Regions from separate parts of the Homo sapiens genome. Here region 2 is linked to region 1. The links are chromatin loops, found by intact Hi-C in ENCODE. Cell type or tissue: natural killer cell. All regions are shown on one strand. Each heading gives the region's core, and the rest is flanking DNA. Links, peaks and the distances in the headings are about the cores only. Region 1 overlaps C18orf63 (chromosome 18 open reading frame 63). Region 2 overlaps NETO1 (neuropilin and tolloid like 1).

The links. Peaks named below come from ENCODE experiments on the same cell type or tissue, not always from the same donor. Only the 100,000 strongest peaks of a DNase experiment are listed, where the experiment ranks them.
Region 2: it touches region 1 in a loop (20-fold over the local background); 11 of 110 quality-filtered maps call a loop at or near these places.

The regions. Positions count from the first base shown.
Region 1 is chr18:74,328,267-74,344,510 of GRCh38, forward strand. C18orf63 (chromosome 18 open reading frame 63) reads left to right here. Exons shown (of 14, transcript NM_001174123.2): 6 at 729-770; 7 at 2,600-2,676; 8 at 10,449-10,558; 9 at 13,766-13,862; 10 at 13,975-14,060; 11 at 15,253-15,436. Among named protein-coding and RNA genes, the nearest start is that of C18orf63, 21 kb to the left of the region's middle. In natural killer cell, for the core only: no CTCF peak of the experiment used is centred there; no DNase peak of the experiment used is centred there.
Region 2 is chr18:72,754,205-72,770,448 of GRCh38, forward strand. It overlaps NETO1 (neuropilin and tolloid like 1), which reads right to left. Exons shown (of 11, transcript NM_138966.5): 8 at 1,830-1,943. Among named protein-coding and RNA genes, the nearest start is that of MIR548AV, 91 kb to the right of the region's middle. In natural killer cell, for the core only: no CTCF peak of the experiment used is centred there; a DNase peak (open chromatin) is centred at 8,537.

The DNA of each region.
Region 1 (16,244 bases), core at 4,156-9,155:
TGGCAGCAGGCAAGAGAGCATGCTCATGGGAACTCCCCTTTATAAAACCATCAGATCTCATGAGACTTATTCACCATCATGAAAACAGCACATGGAAGCCCCACCCCCATGATTCAGTGATCTCCCACCGGGTCCTTCCCACAACATGTGGGAATTATGGGAGCTACAATTCAAGATTCAGATGGGGACACAGCCAAACCATATGAATGTGCATCTGTTCTTAATTTTAAGATATACAATTTTTAGAAAATAACTCTTAAAACTGACCCAATTAAGCAATCTCAAGCAAGCCCACAACAACATAAATGTCATTTCTTTACTTTGGGATTATATACAGAGGCCTGATGTTTCTTTAAAAAAATCAGTATGTAATACTTGATACTTAGGAATAAATGTAAGTTACAAAGCAGTATGATAAAATGAGCACAATACTGTTAAAACTGAGAAGCTATCCTGAATTTTTCTTGAAGTCTGACTGTTTTCTAAATATTTTATAGCAGGAAATAGACATTTGGGGGAAGAATTGGGTATTTCCATTCTTTTAATTGAAGAGATACCTTTTGAATGATTATATTTTTTCAGCTGTCATCAGGTATTACTTTATATAACAACTGCATTTTAAAGTATTTTCTTTAGCTTTGATAATCTCACATCAAGCATAGTTATAAATATCAAGCATGATTATTTATGAGTTGTAATAACATGGCATATTCTATGAATTTTTTAAGGAAGAGATTTTCTTTCTCAGATGGGAAAACAAAGTGCTGTTGGTAAGTAAAAATGCATAAGTCAATAGATAAAACAATATAATTCATAGTTGCTAAAGAAAACAGTATCATATGCTGGGCACAGTGGCTCACGCCTGTAATCCCAACGGTTTGGGAGGCCAAGGTAGGTAGATTGTTTGAGCCCACAAGTTCAAGACCAGCCTGGGCAACATGGTAAGACCCCATCTCTACAAAATTATTAGCCAGGCACCACACCTGTAGCCCCGTCTACTTGGGAGGCTGAAGTGGAGAGCCAGTTGAGCACAGGAGGTTGAGGCTGCAGTGAGCCATGATTGTGCCACTGCATTCCAGCCTGGGTGACAGAGCAAGACCCTATTTCAAAAAAAAAAAAAAAAAAAAAAACCAGTAACATAGATCATTGGGTTGTATAATTATTGATTAATTAGGTTGTATAAGACCTTAATCAGATATTATTGTAATCAGAATTTCACCTGGGAAATCACTTCTTATTCAAAATGTACATTCTAGACTGTATGAGAAAAATTCATCTTAATTGGAAAAAGCTATATTTTTATTCTCTCTACTTTAAAGAAAATCATGACTGTGAAGGAGTTTAATTCTGTAGGCATTTATAATGTATAGTTTCCAGAATCATATCATCAAAAATTCTTTAGTACTGATGTAAGTCAAAACTTTATTTCTTATAAGAATAGGATTCATTTTCTCCTTAAAAAATTGGAAAAAGAGACACAGATGATCTAAAGTATACAGTTTACTACATGGCCTAATCCAGTTCTTTCATTGATTTGCACAGTTGTGTTTCAGATAGACACTTTCCTAAACAGTAGTCCAGAGATAGCAGATAGATGATAATCCTGAGTCACCACCGTAGACATTATTAATCAATCATGGTAGCTTTTCACATCATTTGGGCATAGCCTTAAAATCCTGACCTGTAATCTACAGCTATTAGATCTGGGTTGACTTTCCAGCTGAAGCCTGTTTGCTCTCCTTGCACTAGTTGTATGTTTAATTTGTGTAGTGTCAGTCAGTGTGCCCTACCTCTGGGTGAATGGGTTCATTACCTACATCTAGTTTCATCTCCAAACACTGTCATGAGACTACAACTGTAGGGATTAAAAATAACAGTTTAGGAGAGGAAAATTCCTCACTCCTGTGTTAGGATTTGTTTTCTTTTACTTTTATTGAAATGTAATACACAAATTTTAAGTGTCTAGCTCATTGAATTTTAACAAACTAAACATTCTTGTAACCATTTCTCAGATCAAGAAACAACATTAAGAGCACCCCAGAATCCCCCTCATGCTTTTTTCATGTACTAACCCTTCCCAAAGTCACCACTATCCTGACATTTCAGAAGTAGTTTTCTTTATGAAAAAGAAAGGTAAAGACTTCAAGGCTCTAGGAGATTTGGAATATATCTGCCAGTATATTTGAGGATATTTGTTAGTAAAAGACTACTCAAGTCAGAAACATGGTGTGATACCTCTTTAGATTACAGAAGAGGACAATCTCCATATTTATATATATAATATATGTCAGATTTGTGTAAGGTATTTGTTGGATTTTTCTCTTAACTGTGGGGTGTCTCATTTTTTTTATTCTAACCTTGCCTATGACCTGCACCCCCCACACACATTCATGCTGTTTCATACCTTTGTCCTCTTTTAGATGTCTCATCTGTAAAGTGTCAAATATTAAGTGGTTATTATTTGAATTTTACCATGTGCGGAAAAAAATCTGTTCTTGTTTTTGACTTGAATAAGTTAGTTTCCTTTGTTACTAAAATACTTAATTTAATAGTAGAGTAATAATTCCAGGTAGTTCACAGTTAAATATTTTATTTTCAGTATTAAACATCAATGTAACAGAAACTCAAGTTTGTCTAAGTATAGAAGCTTGCACAATCAGACTGCCAGCACCTGAGGTACCATATATTGTGATTTCTATACTTTATTATATTTACTATATACTTTTTATATTTATTATTGTTACTAACGTGATTAGGTTTTAATTTTTAACATAAAGCGTGCTAGAAAGGTTTTTATTATCAAAATCTGTATTATTAAATGCTTGATATATTTATGTCATTCTAAATCTGCTTCCCCAAAGAAAATATTGTTCTGTCCATTTAACACAGGTCTTCATATTATTCCTTTGTTCAAAAACTTTGTTAAGATGGTATCCGAGACTCTCCACAACCTATCCTGTCTTAGCACCCACTTCTTGCCTCTTCTTTCACCTCCAAATATAAAAAGCATGATTTCAGCTCTTACTAAATTTAATATTAATTCCCCTGCCCTTGATATTCTGGTAGCATTTTTTTGCATCTATTTTTTACACATAACACTTTCTGTCTTCTTAGTAGAAGGATATGTCTTTTATTTTGTGGATTCCCATAGCACCTAGCATAGAACCTTACACACTAGTGTCACTCAATGTTATTGTCTTTCCTCTAGGCCAGTAGTTCTCAATGGAAGCGGTTGAGGGCAGGGAAATGAATGATTGGCTCCTTATGAGAAATTTGGCAATGTCTAGAGACAATTTTGGTTATCACAGTGGAGGAAGGATGGTGTTGCTACTGACATCTAGTGGGTAGAGGCCAGAGAAGGGATGCTAATGAATATCTTCCCCTGCACAGGACAGCCATCTTATCCCCACCCACAGAATTATCCAGCCCAAAGTGTCAATAGTGTGGAGGTTGAGAAACCCCAGGCATAGAACAAATGATGCTTTCTTTGCTTAGAATGCCCCTCTGATTGGCTATACGTGTCCTGCTCATCATTTAAGGGCCAACTCAAATGCTACTCCTCTATTCATTTATTTCCATTTAATTCTTTGATTACCTCTTATGTGGATAAGTAACAAAGGACAATGGATAAGTTCAAGATGAATAGGATCTACTTTTCTGCCCTGGAGAATCACTTAAGCCAGTAGGGAAGATGACCTGCATATAAATAACTGGAATGGGTAACATGACATGTATATCTTGGACTGATGAGGAACCTTCCCAAGGTTCCAAACCGTGTGTGATCTCCCACCCTCATTTAAACCCTCATACTCTCCTGTACCAAACTGTCTTTGTTTTCTGTCGCTTAGAATACCTGAAATTGGGTAATTTGTAAAGAAAATGAATTTATTTATTAAAGTTATAGAGGCCATGTCTGGTGAGGACCTTCTTGCTTTCAGGGTCTCTCTGCTGAGTCCTGAGGTGGCACAAGGCATCACATAGCAAGAGGGCAGGGTGTGGAAGCTGAGGTCTCTCTTCCTTTTATAAAGCCATGAGTCCTACTCCCATGATAAACCATTAATTCATTAACCTTCTAATCCACTAATCCATGAATGGATTAATCCATTCATGAGGGCAAAGCCCTCATCACTCAATCACCTGTTAAAGGCTCCACATTGGCTCAGCACGGTGGCTCACACCTGTAATCCCAGCACTTTGGGAGGCCGAAGTGGGTGGATCACGAGGTTAGGAGTATAAGACCAGCCTGGCCAAAATGGTGTAACCCTGTCTCTACTAAAAATACAAACATTAGCTGGGCATGGTGGTGCATTCCTGTAATCCCAGCTACTCGGGAGGCTGGGGCAGGAGAGTTGCTAGAACTGAGACCCAGGAGGCAGAGGTAGCAGTGAGCCAAGATCATGCCACTGCACTCCAGTCTGGGCTACAGAAGAGCAAGACTCCATCTTAGAGGGGAAAAAAAAAAAAAAGGCTCCATCTCTCAATACTGCCACATTGGGGATTAAATTCCAAAATGAGTTTTGGAGGGGACAGATAGTCAAATTGTAGTTTATACTCACATGCTTATTTCTATTTTTATACCTCTGATTTCCTTATAAGAAGCATCATGAAGACTAATATTGTGGCTTATTCAACTTTGAATTTTCTACAGATGATACTTCTGTGTTCTACACCTCAGTTTGAACCAATTTAGAGATTGACAGAGGAGTAAGACATAAATAGAGATCAGAATGTCACTTGTATTACTTGGGTGAGATTATAATTTATCCTCAAAATAGGATGCTTCTGAGAGTGAAAGTGGCACTAACCTGATGAGATACTGGCCCAACATGCATGAACTGGGATATATAGTCATGCTGTTCATTACTGGAAAGGAAAAACAGCTCTTGGAGGACATGGTTTATCTGAACCTTAGAATTAGGCAGACTTACCCACCCACTTATTGCAGTAGTGGAAAAACCTTAGGCCTCCCTTGGGAGACCAGGCACTCGTTCTGATATGACAAACAGAATGCAGAACACCACTCTCTGCCAGCAGGCCAACTCCCAAGAGGAAGGGGAGGAGGTGAGCCAGCATGCCTGGTTATTCATCCCAATTTTACCATCTGTATTAGTCCATTCTCATGCTGCTCTGAAGAAATACCTAAGACTAGATAATTTATAAAGGAAAGAGGTTTAATTGACTCACAGTTCCTCATGACTGGGAAGGCCTTAGGAAATTTACAGTCATGGTGGAAGGGGAAGCAAGCATGTCCTTCTTCACAAGGTGGCAGGAGAGAAAAGTGCAGAGCAAAGGGGGAAAGGCCCTTTATAAAACCATCAGATCTCGTGAGAACACACTATCACAAGAACTGCATGAGGGTAACTGCCCCCATGAGTAAATTACCTCCCACTGGGTCCCTCCCACAACATGTGGGGATTATGGAAACTACAGTTCAAGATGAGATTTGGGTGGCAGTGCAGCCAAACCATATCACCATCCATATGCCCTAGGGAGGAATGAATGACAGAGCAGAATGATTCCAGGAATATGTGTTAGTAGAGCTTTCTGGGCATGGAAGGAAACACCAAAAATTGGGCAATAACATTCCTCTCCTCTATTCAACATTATACACTCAACATGTACTTGTTAAATTAAATCAATTCTCTAAATTATGATTGTTCATCAGCTTCTCTGAATCTCACTTTTACTTATGTTTTTGATATGATGTCTTACACATTCTGACTGCTACAAAAATTAGTTTCATATATACCTATGTTCCCACTAAATTGTAAAATTTTTGAGATTCTAGGTCCTGTGTTATTCATTTTTATTCCCCATGGAGCCTAAAAGATAATTGCATTTAATTTTCCTTTTATTAAAATCTGGCATTGGTTATGTTAACCAAAAAGTGACTGAGGCAGATCTCAGTTGACTCAGGTTTATTTTGCCAAGGTTGATGACATGCCCAGGGAAAAGAAATACAAGTTACAATAGGATCTGTGCCCCATGCTTTTTCCAAACAGGGTTTTGAGGACTTCAGTATTTAAAGGGGAAAGAACAAGCAGAAGGGGAAAGAGGAAGGGGAGAAAAGAGGAGGAGGGTAGGCAATGAGGCAAATGGTTACATTCTTGTGAGGCTTTGATTACAGCTGAGTGAATCTACATTATACACATGAAAAGGGGTAGCAGAAAAGTCAATTATGCATTTCTCTCACTCAGTAAATCTACATTTACAGTAATAAACTGAAACTAAGCTGTCTGGGAATGAAAGGAAGGCAGGGGTTTTTTGTTTGTTTTTTGTTTTTGTGTGATTCAGTTACCAAGCTTAATGTTCCCTTTGGCATAGTGAGTTTGGGGTTCTGAGATTCTGGTTTTTTTCTTTCATAGTTATTAGGTCAGGTTGTGGGGAGGGGAGAAATAAGGATGAAGAGGTGAGAAGGAGGATGTTTCTGGTTTCTCTTCCCTCCAGTTTATTTTGTTTGCTTTCATTTCCCCTTTCAAAAATCTACCATGGCCTCCATTGACTATAAGATGAAATCTCAGCTGTTTACTATGATATACAAGGTCTTCAGCAAACTGATCCAAACCAATCTTACTTATAGCCTCATCTCCCATTACTGCTCTCCAAGTAGCCAGACTATGAATTGTTTCTCAAAGATAGTATGGTCTTTCATCCTTCCATGTCTTTGATCTCACAGTTGTCTAAGCCTGTAATTCCCTTTCTTCTGCTCATCTTTCAAGGCTTATCTCAGACATCACCCCTTTGAAGAATTCCCCAGCTCCTAAGTCTCATCTCTCTTGGTGCTCTCTACCTTGTTTATCACATATTATCTATGCAAATGTCTCATTCAACTGAGAAGTCCTAGAGGGAAGGTCTGTGTCTTATTAATCTTTCTATCATAGGAGCCTACTCTAGTGCCTGTCACTCACTTTAGTAAAGATTTATGGAATGAATGGAGCATTGACTGGAGTGAAAGACTAATTTATTTTTTGAACTAGGTGACTTTTGTTTCTAAATTCTTTTTTAATTCCTCTGGGCTAGAGATTGGAGTAGTTTTCTAAATCCTGACCTTTGACCCTATTTAGACAAATTTTGAAGCAGTTTATTATAATTCATTATGAAAAATGGGATTTCAGCCCTTATCTTTACAATTTAAATAGAGATAAAAAAATTTAAGAGGTAATTGAAACAGTAATTTACTCATTTCTCAAATTTTGGACTGTGCTAAACTTTAAAATAATGCTTTCCTGGAAGTAATTAAATGTTTCTTAAAGGAATTTATATGCACAAGTTGCCATTTTACTGTTTGGTGCATTGAGATTATAATTGAATCCACAGTTACATGAGGGATATATTTCAGAAAAGCATTATGTAATATTAAACTGTTTGCTTTGAAATTTAATTATATGGAAAATTTGGGAAATGAGTGCCTCGAAACAAATTTCTATTTATTTCGTAGATGGATATTTACTGGGTACTACTATGTATATATGCCAAGTGCTGATGGAAAACACCTTTTCCTCCCAGAATGTTTTATCTAGGTCAGAAGAAAGAAGAGCATGCACACATAAAACTTACCAGAAGAAGGGAACATTTACTGAGTACTGGTTAATATTCACATACCCAGAAAATTCAGTGTAGGCCTAGAATCACATTAAAATTCTCAGATCGGCACTTACTGGCAGTGCCTCTTTGGCATGTTAGTTAATCTCGCAGAATCTCCATTTTTCTTATAAATTGGAGATAATGATATCCCTTCTAGGGTTGTAAGGAGGTTATGGTGTAAAGTACATTAAGGGCCTAGCATAGTACCTGGCAGTAGAGGTTAAAAAATGATAGCTATTGTTATTATTTTATAAATAAGTAAATTAAGACACAAAGCAGTTAAGTAAGTTGCTCTGGATCATAAAGGTAGTAAGAGATTCAGGATCTGAGTTTGTCCTTCAACTCTGTCCTTTCTGCTGTACCATGCTTCCTTCACCTAGCCTTAGGTTTTTTGGTTCAAATTTGTATGTCCCATAGAGCCTTACAGAAATAGAAACCTAATATATGTTAAATAAAAATACATTAAAAAACAATGTTTGTTAATGGAGTATCAAAATTTGTGTTATAGGAACTATGTTACTTGAGGAATTAAGAGAAAAAGAAAATGTCTGAGGGAATCATATGTGAAATCTTTGAAACACTTATAATATTTTTCACACTTTTCTTCTTGAAATAATCTCCTCTCTTGATTTATCTGAAACTGATTTTTCTAGAATCTCCTGGAATTCATTTATCTTCATTCATTTATCATTTTAAATGTTGCTGTTTCTTAGGGTTCCATTTTCAGCCCTCTTTTCCTTAGCAGGCTTACCCATTTCAGTAGCTTCAGCCTATACACCAGTACCTCCCAAATATTCTTGTATAGTTGTAACTTTTCTGTCATCTCTTGGATACTTTCAAATGAATGTACTAATGGCAGTCAGACCCAATTATGTCTAAAACTGAATGTATTTATGTGTCACCTTCCTCAACCCCAAATCTGTTCCCCCTGTGTAATTATTCTTTTCATTAGTGGCATCAGCAGTCAATAATTTACCTACCTAAATACTTCAGAGTTATCCTTGGCTTTCCCTCTTTCTCACTTTCTCTTTCCAGTTAGTCTTTAATAGCCTACTGTGGTCTCTGAAATGGACTCCTCTCTGCCTCCATTTATGTTGCTCTAATTCAGACTCTCTTTTTTTACTTGAACTATTAAACCAGTCTCCATATGGGCCTGTTTCCAGCCTTTCTCCTTCAAGTTTATTATCTAATTTTTCCTTACAATGTCAACAGAGTTCACTTTCTAAAACAAAGGTCCCCAGCCTAAATATCTTTAGTATTTCAACATTGCCTAGAGAAAATTAAGTCTAAATTGTTCAGATTGGCGTTATAAGGAGAAAATAATATTTATTGAATACCTGCTTTTCAGTATGGTTTTAGTCATCATATAAGGGCACTTTATAAATATTTGCTAAATAAAGAAATACAAAGGGTTAGCATTCGCAGTCTCTTGGAGTATATGGTGAACAGCTGGGTGGTTTGCCAGTCTTTAATCTGTGTTGAGAAAGACCAATGTAAACAATAAGTACTGGTACTTACTGAGGTCCCTGCAGCAATCGACTTGAGTCTCTGAATACTGTAGAAAGTACCCAGAGGATGTATACTCAAGCTATATAAGTAGGTGTATGTGGGAACCCATAAACTTTAAACATTTGAACCTGATACCTACCTTCTGTGAATTCAATTTTAAGTTCTGTTTTCTCTCAGTTTAGTCCTCCCTCTGCAACCAGTCTTTTCTGACATTCATAACCATGCCTCCTCTAACCATGTTTTTATCACACATTTCAGGCAACTGATCTCTTAAGCACAGTACATCACAGTGCAAGATTTATCTCTTGTGCACAGGAAAATATGTGTCCTTATTCATTCTGCGTGTCCTTGCTCTTTTACCTCACAACGTAACTAGCATATCTTATCTTCCTCTTCCTGCATTCATGTTTTCTGCTCTTCCCTGCTCCTCCATTTCCATTAGTCTTAATGAATGACATAGGAACTCAGAGAAGGATCAGTCACTGGACATGGAGAAGATGGGTCTAGATCCAGGCATTAGGACCTTATTGGTAGGAGTCCAGGCAATAAAAAGTTGTCCAGTTTAGTTGGACTTCCTTGAAAAGTAGTAGGCAGCGAAGTTAGAACATTGTTTCCCAAAAGATGTTAGGTGGTTGGTTAAGAATGGGGTAAGGGTTTATGAATCATTCTGTCTAATGTTAATATAGTGTCCTTTCACCCATTAATACTTTATTTTTTCACCCTCCTTGAGGTCTCTTTATATCTTTGGCTAACTGGAACAGTGCCTCTCAGGGAGATTTTCCAGGGTAAGAGAGCTGTAATTGGCAAACTCTTGTAGGTTAAATACAAGCCAAAATGCCCTACAGGGAGGACACTTGAGGAACAGGGAAGAAAGTGTTCTAGGAAGCTGGGAGGGGTATAAAAGGAGACTGGAGCATTGGCTCTGTCTTTTCTCCTCCAAAAGACCAGATGGAGGTATAATTCCCTTACTCATCCTCCATTTAAAAAAACAATTGAGGTTAAAAGCTATTATTTTAAAATATGAACACCTTCCTTTGGAAGAGATTCAACTTCCTGCAAATTAACATAATTAAAAAAACCACCTGAAAACCAACTAAAATCACTGCAAAATAGGAGTTTGGGCTTGGATGGTAAGAGGGAAAGCATGAAATACTTCATATATTGTATAAAGGAGAAGCAGGGTGAGCTGCAACTTTGACTACTTATGTAAAGTGGTTATGCATGATTCAATGTAACTTAAGTCTTTAAATCTACTTTATAACCTACTGTGTGTGTGTAACAAATATGTATCTTTTAAAATGTTTCCTTTTTTGCCAAATGATTTGAGGACTTACAAATCTTATTTCTATTAAAAGCTAAAAGAGTTTGAGATTTCCCAGAGTATTATAAAGGATTTTCATGCTAACAAGCATGCTGTCATTGAGAGACATTCCATTTTAAGCAACTGGTGCTACGTTTTGCCAAGGTGAGATTTCAATTTGTAATATCTAGGGTGGGTTCAAAATATGGTGGTTTCCCTTATTTTGCTTTCTTAACATTGATATGTGTAAAAGTATAAACTATTTTGGTGAATTTTAAAATACTGAATTATGACTTCACAAAGGTATTGAAACAATATTGTCATATTTACAAAAGCCATGAATTTTCTTTATCAAATTAATAATTTTATTATATATTCACATCTTATTAGATCTAGTTTCAAAAAAGGTAATATTTCTAAATTTCTCATTATAAAATGAAAACTATCAAAATAATATTAATAAAACCTCATAAACTTATATCTAATAATGATTCATTATAATTTGATATGAGCTGAGTTTTGAGTTTGTACTATTTTCAGGAAAAAATAATTTGTTACTAGTATAAGCAGGACTATTGGGATAAAATTTTAAATTGCTTAGGAAAAAGAACTTCAGTAGCATACACATAATAATTCAATCATTGAAGCTGGGAGGAGGTAGGTAGAAAACATAGGTTTGACTCTCTTTACAGACTTTTCCCTAAAGTCTAACAATTACCAGCAATATCTTTGGGTGGAAAAATTTATTAGTCATTATTTTGTGCTTACAATTGGCACATTGTTTACAAAAATCTAATTTAGTTTTTTCTAGTAATTCTAGTTGTTAAAATATAATACAAATAAAGGCCATATATGACAAACCTGTAGCTAACATCATACTCAACAGTGAAAAATTGAAAGCTTTTTTCTCTAAAATCAGGAACAAGACAAGGATGCCCACTCTCTCCACTTCTGTTCAACATAGTACTAGAAGTCCTAGCTAGAGCAGTTAGACAAGAGAAAGAAATAAAAGGCATCCAACTTGTAAAGGAAGAAGTTAAATTGTTGCTGTATGCAGGTGACATGATCTTATGTATAGAAAACCCTAAAGACTCCACAAAAAAACTGTTAGAACTAATAAACAGATTCAGTAAAGTTGCAGAATACAAAATCACATAAAAAAGTAGCATTTCTATATACTAACAACAAACTATCTGTAAAAGAAATCAATGAAAATAATTTTGTCTGTAACAGCTACCAAAAACATACTTAGCAATAAATTTAACAACCAAGGAGGTGAAAGACCTGTACACTGAAAACTACGTATCTGTGAAAAAGCACAGACAACAAAAGCAAAAATAGACAAATGTGGTTACATCACTGAAAAGCTTCTATATGGCAAAGGAAACAGTCAACAGAGTGAAGAGACAACTTACAGAATGAGAGAAAATATTTGTAAACCATACATCTGATAAAGAGCTACTATCCAAAGTATATAAGGAACTCAAATAACTCAATAGCAAGAAAACAAATAACCTGATTTTAAAATGGGCAAAGCCCTCGAATAACATTTCTCAAAAGAAGATATTTAAGTGACCAACAGGTGTATGAAAAAATGCTCAACACCACTAATCATCAGGGAAATGCAAATTAAAGTCACAATGAGCGATCACCTCATACCTGATGAATGGCTATTATCAAAACGACAAAATATAACAAATACTGGCAAGGATGTGGGGAAAAGGGAACACTTGGACACTGTTGATGAGAATGTAAATTAGTTCAGCCATCATGGAAAACACTATGGAGGTTCCTCAAAAAATTAAAAATAGAACTATCTTATGATCTAGCAATCCCACTGCTGGTGATACATACAAAAGAAATTAAATCAGTATGTTGAAGAGATATCTGCACCCCCATGTTCATTTCAGCATTATTCATAACAGCCAAGATGTGGAATCAACCTAAGTGCCCAGCAACAGATGAATGGATAAAGAAGTATGTGGTATATACACAAATAGAATAGTAGTCACCCTTAAAAGAGAAGGAAATCCTGTCATTTGCAACATGGATGAATCTAAGGAATATTATGTTAAATGAAATAAGCCAGGCACAGAAAGACAAATACCTTATGACCTCACTTCCTTGTGGACTCTAAAACAATTGAACTCTCAGAAGCAGAGAGTAGAATAGTGCTTACCGGGGCTGGGTAGGTGGGAGTGAAGGAGTGGATTGGGGAGATGTTGGTGAAAGGATACAAAATTTCAGTTATATAGGAAGGATAACTTCAAAAGATCTGTTGTACAGCATACTGACTATAGTTAATAAAAATGTATTAGGTTGGGGCCGGGCGCGGTGGCTCACGCCTGTAGTCCCAGCACTTTGGGAGGCCGAGGCTGGCGGATCACGAGGTCCGGAGATCGAGACCATCCCGGCTAAAACGGTGAAACCCCGTCTCTACTAAAAATACAAAAAATTAGCCGGGCGTAGTGGTGGGCGCCTGTAGTCCCAGCTACTTGGGAGGCTGAGGCAGGAGAATGGCGTGAACCCGGGAGGCGGAGCTTGCAGCTTGCAGTGAGCCGAGATCCCGCCACTGCACTCCAGCCTGGGCGACAGAGCGAGACTCCGTCTCAAAAAAAAAAAAAAAAAAAAAAAAAAAAAAAAAGTATTAGGTTGGTGCAAAAGTAATTGCAGTTTTTGCTATTGAAAGTAATGGCAAAAATCGCAATTACTTTTTTTACATACATATTAAAAATCACTAAGAAGGGGTGAGGTGGCTCACATCTGTAATCCCAGCACTTTGGGAGGCCAAGGCAGGCAGTCACCTGAGGCCAGGATTGAGACCAGCCTGGCCAACATGGCAAAACCCTGTCTCTACTAAAAATACAAAAATTAGCTGAGCATAGTGGTGCACGCTTGTAATCCCAGCTGGCGGCTAAGGCAGGAGAATCGCTTGAACGATGGCTTGAACCCGGGAAGCAGAGGTTGCCATGAGCTGAGATCGCACCACTGCCCTCCAGCCTGGGCAACAGAGCGAGACACTGTCTCAAAAAATAAATAATAGCACTAAGAGTACATTTTAAGTGGTCTACCACAAAAAAAAAAAGTATGTGAGTAAATGCATGTTAATTAGCTCGACTTAGCAATCCACAATGTATACATATTTTGAAATATGTCATACATGATAAATAATATATACTATTTTTATTTGTCAATTAAAGCAAAATAAAAAGATTTAGTACAACGTGTTTGAAACTTGAGATGTTTAGTTTACTATATATAGCTAGTGAGATAGTTGTTGAATCTTTTTTGAACACTTTCTAAATCATGTAGTTGACTTATTAAACTATATTTAAGCATTGGCTCATAATAGCTTCCTCTCATTTTTCATAGTATGAAAATGGGACAAATTATAAATATTTTTCATGCCATCCCCGCTGCCTGTCCTTTTCACTCATATGGAGATTTCCAGAGACACTGGGATGCCCTGGTAAGGAATGGAAATATATGTTACATTAGAAGTTATTTGATTTTTGTTTATTGTAACTTAACCTAAGTTTAGCTTTCTCCAAGATATTTAAAATTTTGTGCTTAATTTTTAGTATGGCTATAAACTTCCAGGTGATTGTGGAAAAATTAAAATATACTGCAACATCTATTTCAAAATGCTCGGAGAAAGGACCTTCACATATCCTTTACACACCAACTGAAGCAGATGCTGTCTGCCCACCTTATAATCTAGTTTTGCTCCCACTCTCATGTCATACTTTTCAACCTTCTTTCTCTGTGTCTAACTGAAACTATGGTACATTTCCTCCTACTTCTTATCTGCACAAGTGTTTCTGGTTTGCTTAGAATATCTTCCTATTTTTATTTGAGGATGAGCTCAATAAGGATATTTTCCTTAAACACCATTTCAATAACTTAGAAAAGTTAGAAAAAAATGTGTACTTAGAAAGTAAGAAAGCAATCATGATTCTCCTTAGCCAAGTGCTCCCTCCAGTGGCATTTCAGATACAATTGAAAGGGTTGAATTAAAAGCTTAGGTTGTAAACAAAAACAAGATTTTTCTTTTGAGGAGATTATCTAATTTTATAGGCAAATTTTCGATGATTTGACTTATACTTAATTGCACCCCATTGACTTAAGAAAATATCTTTTAAACAATATTTTTTAAAATCGAAATATACACACGAGAAGAGCATAAGTGCTCAGGTGAAACTCTTAAATCTTAGTACTGATTTCACCATTTCCATCTTCTGACCTGCTGGAGTTTAAAAATGGAAGAAGGAAGAGCCTCAGTGTTGTCTTTTTGCGTTCTTTGTTTCCTAAGCCAAACTTATTTTAATAGTAAAACTGAGGTTAACATACATCAGTTATTTTATTTCATTAGATGCCAACATGTTATTCAAAATCTACAGAATATGTTTCATCAGAAAAAGTAACTGCTTTCTCAAAGAACTGCTTTTGCAGCTTGAATACAATCTATATGTGTTGTTTCTCTGTCCTGAATTTCTAACTGTTTTTGGAGGTGCAACCTGTTCATTGTTTATTATAATACTTATTTTGTAATTGCTAAGGCTTATAGTATCTTCCTTATAAATCGTTTTTGGAATATCACAGTTGCCTTTCCATTTAGAAAGCCATATAGTAAGATATTATGAATTGTCTTGATTTGGAATGTTAGAATAGAAGGAATGAAGATCCCTGTGAGAAAACATACTTTCATCTGTGGATGGTATCAGATAAGCAATATAAAAGAGTTAAGATATATTTATGTGTGCCTTTTTAACATTGCTACTTTACTACTTTTTAAAATCCCTTATAAATTTCTGCCTCTTATGTAATAAAATCAGACATTGTTCTTTAACATTGTTCAGATATCCTCTCAGTTGCATCAGAAGTCAGCCCATGCAGTTCTTTCCAAGGGTAGATTCGGAAGTTGTGTTGAAAAGTTTTCTTTCAGATTTAAAATCTAAACTGCCCCATATATGTGGATTTCCCATAAAGATGACAAGTAAACCATGCTACTACACACAAGAACTAACTAAACCTAATATACAGGTAAGAGATCTCTTGTCCTATCTAGTTCTCCAAGACATACTATCCATCTATTTTACTTGAATCTCTTGTCTTCTGGGGTGGAACACCCAACGCAGTGTGCAGTAATTCTTTTATCTCAGTTCAATGCTTCCCTAAAACTATTTGTTATTATTATTACTATACTTAGTCATTTGTTATTATTATTATATTTAACATGGTATTATAGTAGTAGTTGTTTACTGAAATGTTTCACCTACATCAAGGATATAAATGAGTTGGGTTATTGGAGATTAAAGAGACAGAGTTTTATGAAGAGTATTTATTTGGAGATACTGTGCTGACAGTATAAGTTCAGTTAAATGGAAGGTAAGATGCCTGCCCCTCACCAAATCAAGTAAGTTGGGGCTTCTATGGAACCACTTAGAGACTGAAGTATGATCCCTGCTGTATAAGGAAAACAGAGGGCTAGTGTCTGGCTCCTGTCTGATTTCATTAAGAAATTAATATAATTGGCTGTCTGCTAATGGACAAGTTAAAGATGAAATGGCCATATGGGCATTGGCCTACATCTCAGAGTTTGTCAGAACAAAGCTGTTGAAGACTTAACTTGAAATCAGATTCACGGTTTTTATTTTTACTGAGGCTGGAAACTATTGGGGAGGGAGGGTGTTTTCTACTGAGTTTGTCTCCTCTGCATTTTTAAAATCTATTCTTATGGTGACATATGACACACATATAGAAAAGTAATACTGTATAGCTTAATGAATATCAAACGTCCATGTAACTATCACACAGATGAAACATAGAACCTTGCCAGGACTTAGGAGCC
Region 2 (16,244 bases), core at 6,364-11,363, 1.6 Mb before region 1:
AAATAATTAAAATGTTGGACTAGAATATACTAACTTAAGGCAGAAGAAAGCAATAAAGAAGGAAAAGAGAAAAAATACATGAGACATTTAGAAACAAAAAGTATAATGGAATATATAAGTCCAACTATATCAATGACAGTACTAAATGTGAATGGATTAAAGAACCCAATGTAAAGGCAAAGATTTTCAGACTGGATAAAAAATAAGATACAAATATAGACTGTCTACAAAAGAAACACTTTATATTCAAACATGCAGATAGACTGAAAGTAAAAACGTGGAAAAGAAGAATGGAAACCAAACCATAAGAAAGATGTAGTGGCTATACTAATGCCAGAAAAAATATAACTCAAGACAAAAAACTGCACTAAACTCTAGAAGATTGTTTTGTAGTGATAAAAGCGTCATGAGGAAGATATAACAATTACACACATATATGAATTTAGCACCCAAGCTTAAAATTACATGAAAGAAAAATTTTACAGAAGTGAAGAGAGAAGTAGACAATTCAACCATGATAGCTGAAAAATTTAACACCCACTTTCAATAATGGATAAAACATAGCAGAAAATCAAAGGCAAACAGAAGACTTGAACAATGCTTTATAGCTTGTTTAAGTTTATAGGCTTATGCCTAGCAGACATAACAGGCATCTATACAACACTCCACTCAACAACAGCAAATACGTATTCTTTTCAAGTGCACATGGGACAAACTTTAGGCTACACTACATGCTCGCCATAGGCATAACCTCCATAAACTAGAAATGAATGCAATTTTTCCCCTATCACAAGAGAATGAATTAAAGGCTAAAGGAATCATTTTTCTTTCTGAAAAAAATAAATATGGACTTTCATAATGCACATCCATTCACATTTGTTGCATGTCAAATATTTCTTACACACATGGGACCACGTTTATATAGGGCAAAACAAAGCCAGTGGTGACCACGAATTATTAACAGGTCTGCAATAAGATCACTTAGTAAATTTCTAATCCATTCAAAAGTAATGGATTACGAAAGTAATCAACAACAAAATAGTTGATAGTGTAACTGCCTCTCCTACTGACTGTATGAAACAATGAATACTGTGGTATTACTTCTTTACTTCTATGCACAGAAGGCTTTTAGTAGATAATACTGGACTTCAAGCATGAAAGAGTTATTTGCCTATCTTCTTTTGTCAACTGTTTAATATTGGATCTCAGTAAAATACTTCACATGGCAGTTTCATCTTAACTAAAACATGCAACATCCATAATCCAGCCAACGATCCCTGTTCACATAAACAAGCCTTTGTGTATAGACAAGGGAAGGAGGCAAGGGCTTTGGGAGCTATGTTCCCGGGAAAGGAAGAAAAGCATTTTCGTAGCAAAACTGAAGTGGAGTGAAGTAGCTGGAAGTAACTGAAAGTACAAATGCTAGTTCAAGACATTTTATCTCTAGAGTATGTACACAAAGTCCAATCAAGACAAACTGGAATGAATGAGACGTGTAGCCACAAGCAGACAGCATCACACATGACAGGAAAGTAGTGTGCTCCCCTGAAAGCTCCCGTTTTCATAGCTCTGCAGGCTCTAATAAGGTGATGTCTTTAATGAGAATTCAAGTACTGAGGATAGTCCACTGTGCACTAATAACGGAACATCTGGACAGAGCATGAGTAAAGGCTAAGAAAAACGCTTACAAATCAATTATAAGACATATGCGGTGGTCATAAAAGGCACTATACACTCTTATTTTAAAGACTGTCTGATTGATACATATAAACTTCTACCCCACTCCACAGGGAGGAAATTTTTTTCAAATTTCAGGCACTAATCATTACCTTTACAGTGATTTTCATCCCAAGGATACACACAGTTCTGGAGTCCATTGCAGACCAAAGTATTATTAATACACATGTTACTATGGCAGAAGAATGTGTTGCCTTCACAAGGAGCTAAAAAGAAGAAGAACAAGACAAAGGAGGAAAGTTATAACTGACATTCAGTAGTAAATCACTCACATTACAAATCTAAAAAAAAAAGATTAGAATAATTTGCCACAAACTGAGATAAATGATCTGCCGTGCGATTTTCAGAAACGGTGCCGTAGTGGTAATTATTTCTTGTGTTACTAAGAGTGCTGGCATTCCTCTAGAGAGGCTCAGCTTGTAAAAATGCCATAGGGTATTTTCCATCATTAAAATGAAGAACATTATCCACATTTTTTTAAGTAGGCATATTTATTTAGCAAACCTGAAGCATCTACCATGGGCATAAATTATACTTTATACAGAAAGAATGTATAAATTTAGTTTTACTGTGCAAAAACACCTAATAGAAATTTTTAAATAATTTTGAAAAACATATACTTACCAAGTACTAATGAATAACATACACTAAAGCAAACCCTGTAACATTACTTAAGAATACGAAAAAACAAAATGCCATGGAAATTCAGAATCATGAAAAAATTAATCCTGAACAACATAAAAAATATATTATGCTTATTACATTTAATATATATGGTGATAAAATTAGCTTACTACGCATGTATTTCATACATTCTAGTGATTTGATGTACAATGATCATTATCTCCAGATTACAATGCACATTGAGGGGACTGAGAGGTAAAATATGAACTTCAAGAAGGTATAAAATATGGCTAAATAATGATGAGAAAACATGAGTTTAATATAGCAATGTAAAATGTTAGATATGATTTCAATATAAGGAAAAATACATTTCTTTCATTATTGGAGTGACAGAATATTTTAAGTGATCAGTCTTTATAGTAATATTGCATTGTGGATGGTTGCTTACAGAAAGTGCTTTTAAAGCTAACTTTTGTTTTTACCTTTGTATTCACTCCATGTATCAGATAAAATGCAATTCTAGTGTTTCTTTTTTTCAATAAAGGCTCTACAATCCTTTTAAGGACAGGCATTCTAGCAAAATCTATTGCACATGAAACATATGAATTTCCAATGATTGACAAATGAAGATATATTAATGATCAGTACTATTTAGACACTGCAGTCATGTTATAATGAGTTTATTTTTCACTTTCAAAACTGTATATTACATAAGTTTTAGAGTTAGCTTCTTTACTATATTTGCTACACTAACCACAACTGTCAAAACAATACTTTGCAATTTAATATACTTAAGGCAACTTACTGTATTTTAATACTCCGAGAGAAATCCTTTAAAAAAAAACACTCAAATTCTGAAAACCAAAAGTAAGGCAAAGAAATAGCTAATTCAAGCAATGTGATTCTTCCTGGTTCTTCATCCCCTACCTCCTCCCCCAACCCAAACAGTTCCCTCTCTGTTCATTTTGACTTTATGTTCCTGGTTAAAGAGTAAAAAGCATATAATAGTAATTTTGGAAAATGAAAATTAAGAGTAGAAAATATGTAGTAGTCATTTTGAAAAAAAAAGTATCACGCTTAACACTTTATTTTGCTAATGATTTGTTAAGTACTGTTCTGTATAAACCTTTCATAATGTAAAATTTAACAATCCAGTATATTATTGTAAAGACCTGCTCTTTAGTAAGCAACTAAATTTGAATTTCTGTAGCTGACTATAATGGCTTTTGCAGAATTGATAAGGTCTGTTAATTAGATAGTGAATGTTGTCAAAATTTGTATGCAGCATATAAAGGAGATTTTGGCAAAGTTTATATTAGAATGGTTGTAAAATGCTTTTGTAAAAATGCTTAAAATACTTATTACCTAACAAATTGTAGTATACGTTTTGAAAGTATAATTACCCATCAAGTAGGAAATACCTTTAAAAATTATATATTTACCGACCTTCTATGAGTTGGAAAAATTATTATAATTATTAAATAGGAAGGGGTAGTTTAAAATTTAAACATATAAATAAAAATAACATTGCATTCTGGTAATCGAGTGAAGTGCATTAGTATGTTGGTAAGAGCACTGAAATTTGAATTCCAAATAATCCAAATGGGATTGTGTCTGTTTCTGCTGCTTGGTAGTTGTGAAACTATCAATGTTCCAGGATCAGTTACTACATATTAGTGGTTTTACCAAGAATGCAATAAGTAATTCAGGAATGTCAATAAATCACATTTTAACATGCTTTTTCACATTAAATAATTATGCAAATATGCCAGTTAATTAGGAGTTAGCCTCCCTTTTGTTTGTGGTGCTTTTTTTTTCTTTGTGTGTGTGTGTGTGTGTGTGTGTGGAGGAGGGGGGTGGGGGTGTTTGTAATATCCTAGGTATTTCTCCATGTATTTTCTTCCTTACTTTTGCTAATAAAGAATTGCTGTGCAAATGAAAAATAAAAACAAGTAAGCAAATCCTGATATGGTTAAGAAGCAATGTAGAGGCTGGGCGTGGTGGCTCACGCCTGTAATCCCAGCACTTAGTGACTCTGAGGTGGGCGAATCACCTGAGGCCAGGAGCTCGAGACCAACCCGGCCAACATGGTGAAGCCCGTCCCTACTAAAAATATAAAAATTAGCTGAGCATGGTAGCACATGCCTGCAATTCCAGCTACTCGGGAGGCTCAGGCAGGAGAATCACCTGAACCTGGGAGGTGGAGGTTGCAGTGAGCCGAGATTGCGCCACTGTACTCCAGCCTGGGTCTGGGTGACAGAGAAAGACCCTATCTCAAAACAAACAAACAAAAACAAACAAACAAAAAAGTAGCAATGTATAAAATTGTACATACCTTTGGCAAAAATAAATTTTGTTTTATAGACACCCAAAGTATAATATTATATTGGGTTCCGAATTTCCTCGTTATTGTCTGAATCTCTCTCTCAGAAATGCATATATGCAATGATGCACTAAAGACTCTCATTTCTCTCCTGGTTAAGAACTACAATGGCACCAATAGACCAAATCAAGCCTACATTCTCATTGCTCTTTCGACGACTTGCGTGCACTCGGTGCACCAATGTGTGTAGCCCATTGCTCCTAGCACACTCCTGACCTATCCGGCACCGTGTCCACACACCACTCCCTCCTTCTACCTGCCCCAGATACCCCTTCTCCACTCTGCCATCCAAATCACATCGGAACCCTATAATCTATAAACCTGTCTTAAACAGTCTTACAATATTATTCCAATCTATCAGAAAACTTAGCTGTTCCTTAAGTCCTATTTCACATGTAATTTTTAAAGTTTTAAGAGTATATTTTATCATCTTTTTTGTATATATTTGAGGCTTGTGACTATGCTTTTTTAAAAATTAATGTTTATGTTTAATCGCTCATAATGGCTTAAGCTTACTAGGCTTGTAGTAAATATTCAACAGATATTTTAACTGATTAATATTACTTAGCAAAAGGTTAACTCTGACTGGGTTGCATACCTTAGTATTCCAGAGAGCAGAAGACTCTGACAAATGTGTTTATTGGTTGAGAACTAACCTTCAAGGCCATGGTCTTCCAATCAAGGCCACGGTCTCCAACGCAGCATGTAGTGGCTATGGGCAGCATGTATTCTCAGAAACTAAACTCAGCATCCTGTCTTTGCTTCTTTCACTATTTCTGACAAAGCACATATTCCTCGACCAATTTACATAAGACTTATTCTACTTACGAGATTCAATATTCATCATTTAAGCTATTGTCCCTTATAAACCAGCTGCTTTATTTCCTAGTGATTTCAAGGAAAGTCAAAATTTATTTGTAATAAAGTGGCAGCCAAAGAAGTAACAATCCAAATGCCAAGTACCTCACACAGTTTCCAGGGTCACAAGAGGGGACACGCAACTTTATACTTGTTTCTATCAGAATAGCAAATAGAGCTTCCCATTGACGTTAAAACACTAAGAACATAGATGGAACGATTTGCTATTGCTTTTTGTCACTGAACTACTTGAAATTGTATTTAGACACGAGACCCTCCAACTAACTTGATTTCACTTTATTGGGTTTATTGACATCACCATTTTATCATCCAGATCTAACGACCCAAAGAAGATGGAAATTGATTTCTATTAATGAAGCAAAATATTCTAGTCAGCCAAAATAATGTCCTGTGTATAAGCATATCATTGCTCTTGATTTAAAGCACTCACCTAGAAAGTAGACACTACAACACTTCAAAATGAACCTTTCTTCACTGTTTCCTCCTCCCACATACACCAATACATATGCATTTGTGCAAAGCATTCATTTGTGGCTGTGCAATAGACTGTAGATTAAACACAGCTCAGAGAGTACTTCTCCACACACATCAGCCTGGGATTGAAGAGTCCTGCCAACAGGACAGAGAGCCCAGCTGTGATTTGGGCTGTCAGGAGCGATAATCCTTAAGGACAGATTGCTTCCTCGTGAGCAAAAGCAGGTTTATAAGAGTGTGTGGTGTGCAGTGATTAAGTCCCTTGCATCCTGGCCACCTGGTCTCTGACTCCCAGGGTTGCCTCTTTCACACTCTTTGCCCTTGAGCTGATTAACCTGTAAGTTGCTCAGTTACCACATCTGTAAAATGGGGATAAAGATAATACTTACCCAAGCGACTTAATAATGCACAGAATGCCGTATAGTGTCAGCAGCATGAATACAAACATTACAAGACAGAATTGTAAACCGTTTTAGGAGAGTACTGTGCAGAGACTGTGGAATCAATATGCCTGATTTTCCAACGTGAGTTACGTGATCTTGAGCAAATTCACTAACTTTTTCAGTTTCTGTTTATATCTATATAATGGGGATAATTATAACTATTACATAAAATTTAAGAATTAAATGTGATAGATCTTTAAAAACCATAACAGATACTGTCATATGGTGTATGACAAAAGAATGTTACCTGTTCTTGAACTACCACCACCGTTACCAAAACAAAAGCAAATGAAACAAAACAAAAAACTTAAAATGTTAAGATGTATGACATAAAATGTTAAGATGTATGATATAAAATGTTAAGATGTATGATATAAAATGTTAAGATGTATGATATAAACGTGACTTAACTGACATTAAATTTTCTAATTTGTAAAGTGAAGAAAATCATTCACAGATCCCTTGTTAAGACTACACGAGAATGCATATTTGAAAGTCGCGTCAAGGAGTTCTCTGAAGCTAAGACCTCCTAGTTATCTTTGTACCTTGGAGAATATGCCTTTGCTACAACCAAGTCTAATATGAAATACTATGTTTCAATTCTACAAGAAAAGCAGAAAACATAAATTATGCATATTAAATAAAATACAAATACGTATTGGAATGTGTTTGTACTACTTAATAGGAGGAAGGTTTAGCTGTGTAAGATATTTAGCTGTGATACTCTTTTTTTAACAGTTTAATGAGACCATCAAGATAACAGGTATTTTCTAACATCCAATTGTTAAGAGAGACATTCAGATCCCATCTTGGAAAAGCAAGCCAGGCCATATGTAGAACAGAATAGCTCTCAACCTTGGGCTGCAATCTAAAAGAAATGTTTTTGCAGACATGTAAATGATCCGATAGAATTGAGGCTTGGATAACAGGGACAGTATCAGCTTATAATTTTAGTAACAAAATCTTCACAGTAATTTAGTAGATACATCCTGATTTTGATGTTATCTATGGGTACCTTAACTCTAATTTAAAAATTCCAATAAAATAATCTTCAGTTAACATTTATTCAAATACTTTATAATAAATTCTTTGGAAACAAAATTTAGTACAATATTTTGCTGAGGAGAGGACCTTTAAGACTAAGAAATATGGTATGTTAGTTTTGGTGAGTCTCAGGGCCTTGCACCCACTGAAAGATTCAAAGAAGTCATGAGGTAAAATATGCCTGTTTAACTTTGTTTAATCCAAATATTTCCAATCTTACTTGTTTACCACTTAAAATTTTAAAAACTAAAACTTGGCAAAGTGTTCCATTGTGTCCAGAAATCATTATAGTGATGGAATTCTTAATTCTTAAAAGAACATAGAATAGGGTGGGAGATTATTAACATGTAAAGTTGGGTAAAAAATTAGAATACACTTTTTTTTTTTTTGAGGCTGATTTTCGCTCTTGTTGCCCAGGCTGGAGTGCAATGGCGCGATCTCCACTCACCGCGACCTCTGCCTCCTGGGTTCAAGTGATACTCCTGCCTCAGCCTCCAGAGTAGCTGGGATTACAGGCATGCACCACCACGCCCGGCTAAACTGAGAATACACTTTTTAATTTATGAAAACTCACATACCAATGCACTTATGTAAATTATTTCAGAAATGCAAAAGCCAAAATGTTGGCAGTGATGATTTCTAGGATTTACTGAAATTATATTTACCTTTTTTGGAGAAATTTTCCATATATACTTTTATGTATAAGTATATGTATATATACATTAAAAACACACAAAAAAGTTTTGTAATTAAAGGATAACTCATAAGTTTGCATGAAAAAATACGAAATGTTAATCAAAAAAGTTAATTTTCTCTTTCAGATTTTTAAATCAGGAAAATAGTTTTTACATAGCACCTTTGCTTTGCTCTATTGCTTCATTACTCTTGAATTCTGTTTTTAAACCCTCATCTATTCCCATTATTACCACAAGGTGGCGAACTTACATCAGACTTCAGTGAAGGAGCTTTTGACTCCCTCATGGGGATGATTAAAATAAACCATGAAAGCATGTGCAGTAACTCCTAAACCTATACATTACTAATTCTTTAAATAAGCAAATTATGTAGCAGGGGACGACAAATCTCTTACATATTTTAGTCATGTAGGAGAAGATAAAATAAAGCCACAACACTCAAAATAAAGGTAGATTTACATAATGTATTTAATAAAGAATCATAGAACACATTGTTTTTTAATGTGAAAGGTCTAGTTATAGATGTACCTCCGATTTTAGTGTTTATCTCATGTGGATTAACACTGTTTCAATTCTGTAACTTAAAGGTTTTTAATTTATAATAGCTACTTTAATGCAGAATCCACTACGCTTATTCTATTAGATTTCGTTTTTTTTTTTGAAATCCAGAAATCTGCTAAATAATATTCAAGAAATATTAAAACACATTGAAATAAAAACAGGCAGATTTGAGACACTGATGTTTCAACTATCCATGATTTATGGTTAATAAAACTATCATTGGTAATTTGTTCAACGTCAAATAAGTCATCATATTACATCACGAAAAATTGGAAAACGAAGTGATCCTTGATCATATTCTCCTAAAGACTCATTACACCACTGGAACACATGTTCCCTGGACTTAGGGTCTGGCTCTCTTCACCTCCCCTCCCCAGTCCACTCATCTTGTTCTCTTCAGACATTCTTGCTTCTTGCTTTCCTCAAATTATTTTAACTTCTTTAATTTTGAGCTTCGTCTAAAACACCCAGCTCTGTGCTGGCCTGTGTGGGCACAGCCACAGGCTGTCTCACACACAGAGTCACACAAACTCATACACCACACACACACTCACAAACACACACACCATTCACACACACACTCACACATTCAAACACAGTCATACACACACCACACAGCCACAGTCACACCTCTAGGTCTCCTACTTCTGCTCTTTATTAATTCTTCATCATTCCCTGATCTTTAATTTGAATGGAAATGCTCACAAACACGTATGGAAAAGCAGCTGGGGGAGGAAACAGCTTGGAGTATGTATTAGTCCGTTGTCAGGCTGCTGTGAAGAAATACCCAAGACTAGCTAATTTATAAAGAAAAGAGGTTTAATTGACTCACAGTTCCACATGACTAGGGAGACCTCAGGAAACTTACAGTGTCTTCATGTTGGAAGGCAAAACAGGCACTTCTTACATGGTGGCAGGAGAGAGAAGTGACAATCAGCGAAGGGGGAAACCCCTTATAAAACCATCAGTTCTCATGAGAACTCACTATCATGAGAACAGCATGGGAGGAAACTGTCTCTATGATTCAATTATTTCCACCTGGTCCAGCCCTTGACACGTGGGGATTGTTAAAATTCAAGGTGAAATTTGGGTGGCGACACAGAGCCAAACCATATCAGAGTACATTTACATCTTCTTGCTTTATTTCTTGGGTTCAACTTTTATCAGCCTTGAATATTTACTAAAGCTTACTTTTTTAAATTAAAACTTCTAACCCTTGGGATGGTCTAGAATCTATTACTCTGTTTGGTGAGGGATGGAAGCAAAGCTTAACACTTACATGAATATGTAAATATGACACATATCAACATTCTATAGTTAGGTCATGAATTCACATTGAAGAGCAAAATCTAGCATACTTACTTTTATTTATTACTAATGTTTATCAGTTCAGGTAACTAAGGTGATTTTCCCCCTGCCTTCTCAGGCCGCTATGCTAGTGTCTTACAGACCCCTGTAGCTGAGCCCCCTGAGGCTGTCACAGGTCCCTTATTTCCTCTGTCCTCTCTCTCGGCAATTTTCATCAGACACAGAGCCCCCACTAACGAGGGGGCTTACATCCCCAGCTCTGACTACTGTGTGAGATCCAGACTTACCCTGAATATTGAAATTCCTACTTAACGTCTCCATTTGGAACTGTAATTACCATCGCAAACAGAATATGGCTGATGGGCCTAAGCAAAATGATTATCACCCTCTTCCTCTTATCCACATTTTCCTTTTTAATTCTCACCTCCCACACCTTCCTGGCATTAACAAAGGGCACAACCATCCCCTCAGGTGTTCAGGCGAAAGGCTCAAGACCATCCTTGGGTCCTTTCTTCCCCGGATACCGTTGAGCCAGTGGCCATCTCTTGCATGGCTCTATCTCAATACAAAGCTCTTGTTGAGGTCTCCACTGCTGTGAATGAGCCAGGCCACCATTCACTGACAGCAATCTTACATGGAGTTCAGGGACACAGAAACCATGGGGACCTTGGCCATCTGAAAGTATAAATCAGGCCACATTTCACTTTGTTGAAGACACCCCAAAACACTTTCCAATAATGTTAGGTTAATTTCCAAACTCCTTGTACCCCTTAGTACACAGCAAGTGATTTATATTCTCACAGCCTCTGCTCACCCTAAACATTTATAGAATTCTTCCTAACCTCAGATGTCACCCACCATAACCACCAGGTCATCCTGCCCTCATCCTTCCCACCACATCACCCATGTTGGTTTTCCCACAATACATACTAGGGCTTGGGCTGATCCCTTTGAGTTAACTTATCTGTGCCTTGTTGCTTCCTCTTAAAAAGTCTGGCAACCAGATGTACCACTTTGTAGATGCTTCATAAATACTTGGTGACAGACTATATATCACAATAAAAATTCTTTTTTTTTTTAATTGGAGATGAAGTCTCACTCTGTTGTCCAGGCTGGAGTGAAGTGGCATGATCTCAGCTCACTGCAACTTCTGCTGCCCAGGTTCAAGCAATTCTCGTGTCTCAGCCTCCCGAGTAGCTGGGATTACAGGCACCTGTCACTGTGCCTGGCTAATTTTTGTATTTTCCGTAGAGATGGGGTTTCATCATCTTGGCCAGGATGGTCTTGAACTTCTGGCCTCATGATCCACCCACCTTGGCCTCCCAAAGTGCTGAGGTTACAGGCGTGAGCCACAGTGCCAGGCCAGAATAAAAATTATTTAAGCAACACAATGAATATTAAATGCCATCTTCTCATTAATGTCTGACAATGATCTTAAATTTTTAAATAACAGCAAAACTTTAAAAAATAAACTTGAAAGAAAATAAAACATTAGAGATATCAATTATGAGTAATCAACTGAAGATGCAAATTTTTAAAAACTTCAAAAATGTCATTAAAAATACATAGCTTGGCTGGGCACAGTGGCTAACATCTGTAATATCAGCACTTCGGGAGGCCGAGGTGGGTGGGTCATTTGAGGTCAGGAGTTCAAGACCAGCTCGGTCAACATGGTGAGAACTCATCTCTACTAAAAATACAAAAAGTAGACTGGTGTGGTGGTGCATGTCTGTAATCCCTCTACTCAGGAGGCTGAGCGGGGAGAATCGTTTGAACCCAGGAGGTGGAGGTTGCAGTGAGTCGAGATTGTGCCACTGCCCTTCAGCCTGGGTGACAGAGTGAGACTCAGTCTCAGAAAAAAAAAAATATGTGTGTGTGTGTGTGTGTGTGTGTGTGTGTGTGTGTAGCTTGCTACTATCATTTTTAATTGTGGTACTCTACACAAACAAAAATATAAAAAATATATAAAATATATTTGGCCATCAGAACTTCCCACAAAACAATTTTTTTCCAAAACAAATGGAAAAATTTCCCTTGTCAGCACATTGAAACTTAAAATGGCCCATAGGCTATGTAATTAGAGGAAATGACATTTTATTTGAAAAATGGTGACCAGACTTGAGGCCAGAAATAGATTTGTGTATCTTTTTTTCATGTCCTTTATCACCTTCATAGTTGTTTTGAAAAATCAATATGTTTTCAAAACTCTGTTCCAATATGACTTTTACTTTGAAAATATCCAGTATTATCAAGATGTACATATATTAATCTGTTTTTATACAAGAAATTCTGTTCACAAATTTCAATTTGATCTCACACATATTTATGAGATTCCTCCCCAATCTTTGTGCAAAAATTACATATTCTTACTGTTCTGAGAGATATTACATTAAGAAACACATCTTCATTGGAAACTTACATTCCATATATAAAAAATCTTTCCTTGTATGTGGGGTGAATTTATCCGTTATTATCATAATGTATCCATTATTTTATCTTCCCTAGAAATTACTACATACTTTTATACTTCCATTATGTCTGCCTTGATTCAGCCCCACAATGATCTCTTCAATGTGTGTAGTTAGACATTACAATTACAATAAGGAGGGTATTAAATATCTTTGGCATCTGCATGCTGATTACTATTAGGCCCTGGACATGTGGGCCAGTGTTGGTTTTCATAATATGTACATGTCAGTAGCAGGTGGCTAGTTTAGACACATTATTCTTTTATAAAGGTGCAATACTTGCTCTCATTGAACATGCCAAGTCCCACAAAGGGGGCCTGCAGTAAATGAAGATTAGAGCCAAGCGTAAACACATCACCATGACCTCAAGCTTAAAAATCTGCTAGTTCAGAGGCTATCAATTAAAAATAATAATTTTCTGTTTCCATATAACAAACATATGCTGTGTATTTTCAGGGGCAGACATAAACCACAATGGTTGTAAAGCTAGAATCAGACACATTAATATGTATTATTCCCAATGATTCTACTAAAAATTACAGGAAATTTCCTGCCTTTATTCTTGTCCAAGTGATTCCTTGCAGACCCACACACTTTATTTAAAAAAATTATTCTAAATGGTTCGATGGAAAGTTCTGCAATATTTTCTCAGTAACTCAATGAATAGGCAAAGAAGCAAAATTACTTAAGATACTTGTTTTGGTCAAATTACTTAAGAAAATTAACTTTAAATTTTAAGTATTTCATCAAACTACATGTCTGTACACATAATACTTCTTCAATGGTTTAAGTAACCATATCAGTAATAAAAGTCCATCGATAATTCATTTCAAATATTAGAATACTTTTGACAGTTGTTTTCTTTATGGTGCCATCAAACTCAATCAAAAGCTTTAAAAAAAACAGGAAGGAAGGGAGGTAAGAGGAAGGAAGGAAGGAAGGAAAGAAATGAGGGAGGAAAGGAGGGTTGGTTGGCTTCTGGTAGATTATACAATTTTATTTCATTTTCCTTTGCTCAATAGCCTCACTGTATTTGAAAGTGTTAACTACCCAAGTTTCAGTATGTTGTTATCTCACTAACGGATACAATACTAGCCACCTTCTGCTGACCATTTGCTACGTTCCAGACATACATTTAAAACTTTCAGTTGCCCTGTGATGTTTTCTCTGTTTTACAGAAAGGAAATTGAAGATTAAAGTCCAGGCATCACACGTAAGAAAGTGGAAGAACTGGCTGACACTGAACATGTGCTCTTACACATTGTAATTCCATTTCAGATCTTTTTCAAAAGCAAAACAATTTTCTGAAATGGCTACTTTGTGATTCTGGTTCTAAAAACGTTTATCTTTTATTTTAAAATTTCAAACACATCTATACTTGCCCAAAGTCATATTTAAATCTTTAGGACAGATTAACTTTTTTATTTTTTTCTACAGTAATAAAATATTTAAATTAAAAATAAATTCTTTATATAAAAGAACACTTATTCAATAGCAAGGTGTGAAGGCAGACTTGTGTTAAGATGTATCTTTATCAGTTGACATTGTATACCTTTGGCCTTAAAGTCAACTTAATAATTGCTTTCAGAATTTCAGTCAAAGACCCCATCAGCTTAATACAAACAAGCAAAAACAACACAGAAATACAAATTCTACTGTGGTCAAATAAATAATGGCTCTCCAAGTTGTCCACATCTTAGTCCCACATCCTGTGAATGTTACTTTATATGGAAAAAGGGATTTCGCAGGTGTGAATAAAGATTTCAAAATGAAGAATTATTCGGGATTATCCAGTTAAGCCCAATGCAATAACAAGTAAAGAGAGATGGAGACTGAAGGCACAGAGGTGATGTAACAGCAAATCACAAAGGCACACAAAGATGCTACTCTGGTGGCTCTGACAAAGTAGAAGGGCTATGAGCCAAGAAATACTGCTCTAGAAACGGGAAAAGGAAGGAAATGTACTCTACACTGGAGCCTCTTATGGGGCAGCAGCCTTGCTGACACCCTGGTCTCAGCCCAGTAAAACCTGTTTTAGGAATCCGCACTCCAGAAGTGTAAGATAATAAAGTTGTGTTATCTGATGCTTCTAAACATATGCTAATTTGCTACAGCAGCAATGGGAAACTAAATGCCAAGTAGCAGATTTCTCAGGCAATCTGACTTTGACTAACCAGCCTTCTGCCAAAGTGGCCGTCGCTGTACAGCGCGGCAAGCAGGGACAGGAGAGGGCAGTGATGAGAAAAGTTAAGATGAGACTGCTGATGGAGAGTGGCAGTTTCCAGCCAGGATACCCTGACAACTCGTGTCATAATTAGTCCTGGAATGAATCCAAGGCTACATTTTTTTTCTAATTATTATCTGTCTTTAAGTTACCAAAGTGAATTCAAGGGTGTACGCACTCATATCAAGGGGAGAGAAAGGCCAATACTGTATCTGGTGGGCTTACCGTCAGGATCTGTCATGCAGTAAGTCAGTCATCAGTTGAATGTCTCTCGGAAGATAAATGGTGGAGAAATTCTATTACAGAGCAGAGTTATTATTTAGTCTGAAAACAACATGTCAGTATATGGCAATGTGATATCCTCGAAAACTGTATTAAAACTCTACTGATGGGTTCTTTTCTGATATTATAGATGAGTCAATTAACCCAACATAGAAAATAATGTACATACTCTTGCTTTCCTAGACTTAATACATCTTTTCAGAAATTCCTATTTGTTGCTTTGTAAAAAAGTGTTTACCAAACCAGTACATATTTATTTTAGAAAAATTAGAAAATACAGGCAAAAATATCGTCACCCAAATATAACCATTAATATCTTCATCCCATTGTCTTTTACATATATGTATTACATATATAATAGATGACATGTATTAAATGTTTATCCCATGTAGTTACAAGAGTATAAATGTAATGTACACGTGTTCGCTACTTGCTTCTAACCTCTTGTTTCTTAACACAGTAAAATATCAGTATCAATCTACCACATCATCTTAATAAAGAGTATATGTACATTCCCAGAACCATTTAACCAATCTACTTAAGCATTTTTCCATGCTTATAAATATGGACTCATCAGCAGTATATATTCCTAGAGGTAGTATTTCTGATTCAGAGGTGATATTCTATCTTTGTTCCCTATTTTGGAATTTTTATATATACTGCTAAATTGTCCTTCAGGAAATATTTTGTTTCCTATAAGCAGTGCATATGCTTTTATTTCAAGATTCCATCTCCAACATTATTTCATATTTTTAACATTTTGATAGATGAAAATGACTCATTAAATTATAAATTTATGTATTTGTTTACTAATATGTTTACATGTTTGCTTCTTATGCTTACAGGGTATTTATGCTTCTCTTATGAATTAATTATGCACATTTTGGCCCCATTTTCTATTAGAATGCTTATCTTTTTCTTATTTTTGAATATAATCATTATTTTTTATAAGATACAAATATGTACCTGTTGCCTGCTGTTGTCTTACCAATTATTCTCCAGGTCAACTTTTCCATATTTATTTTGATTATGATGTTTCTGTATTAATAACTATTTGAAATGTATGTATATTTGAATATGGTGATTTTTTTCTTATCAATAGTGTGCTTTATGTATATTTTA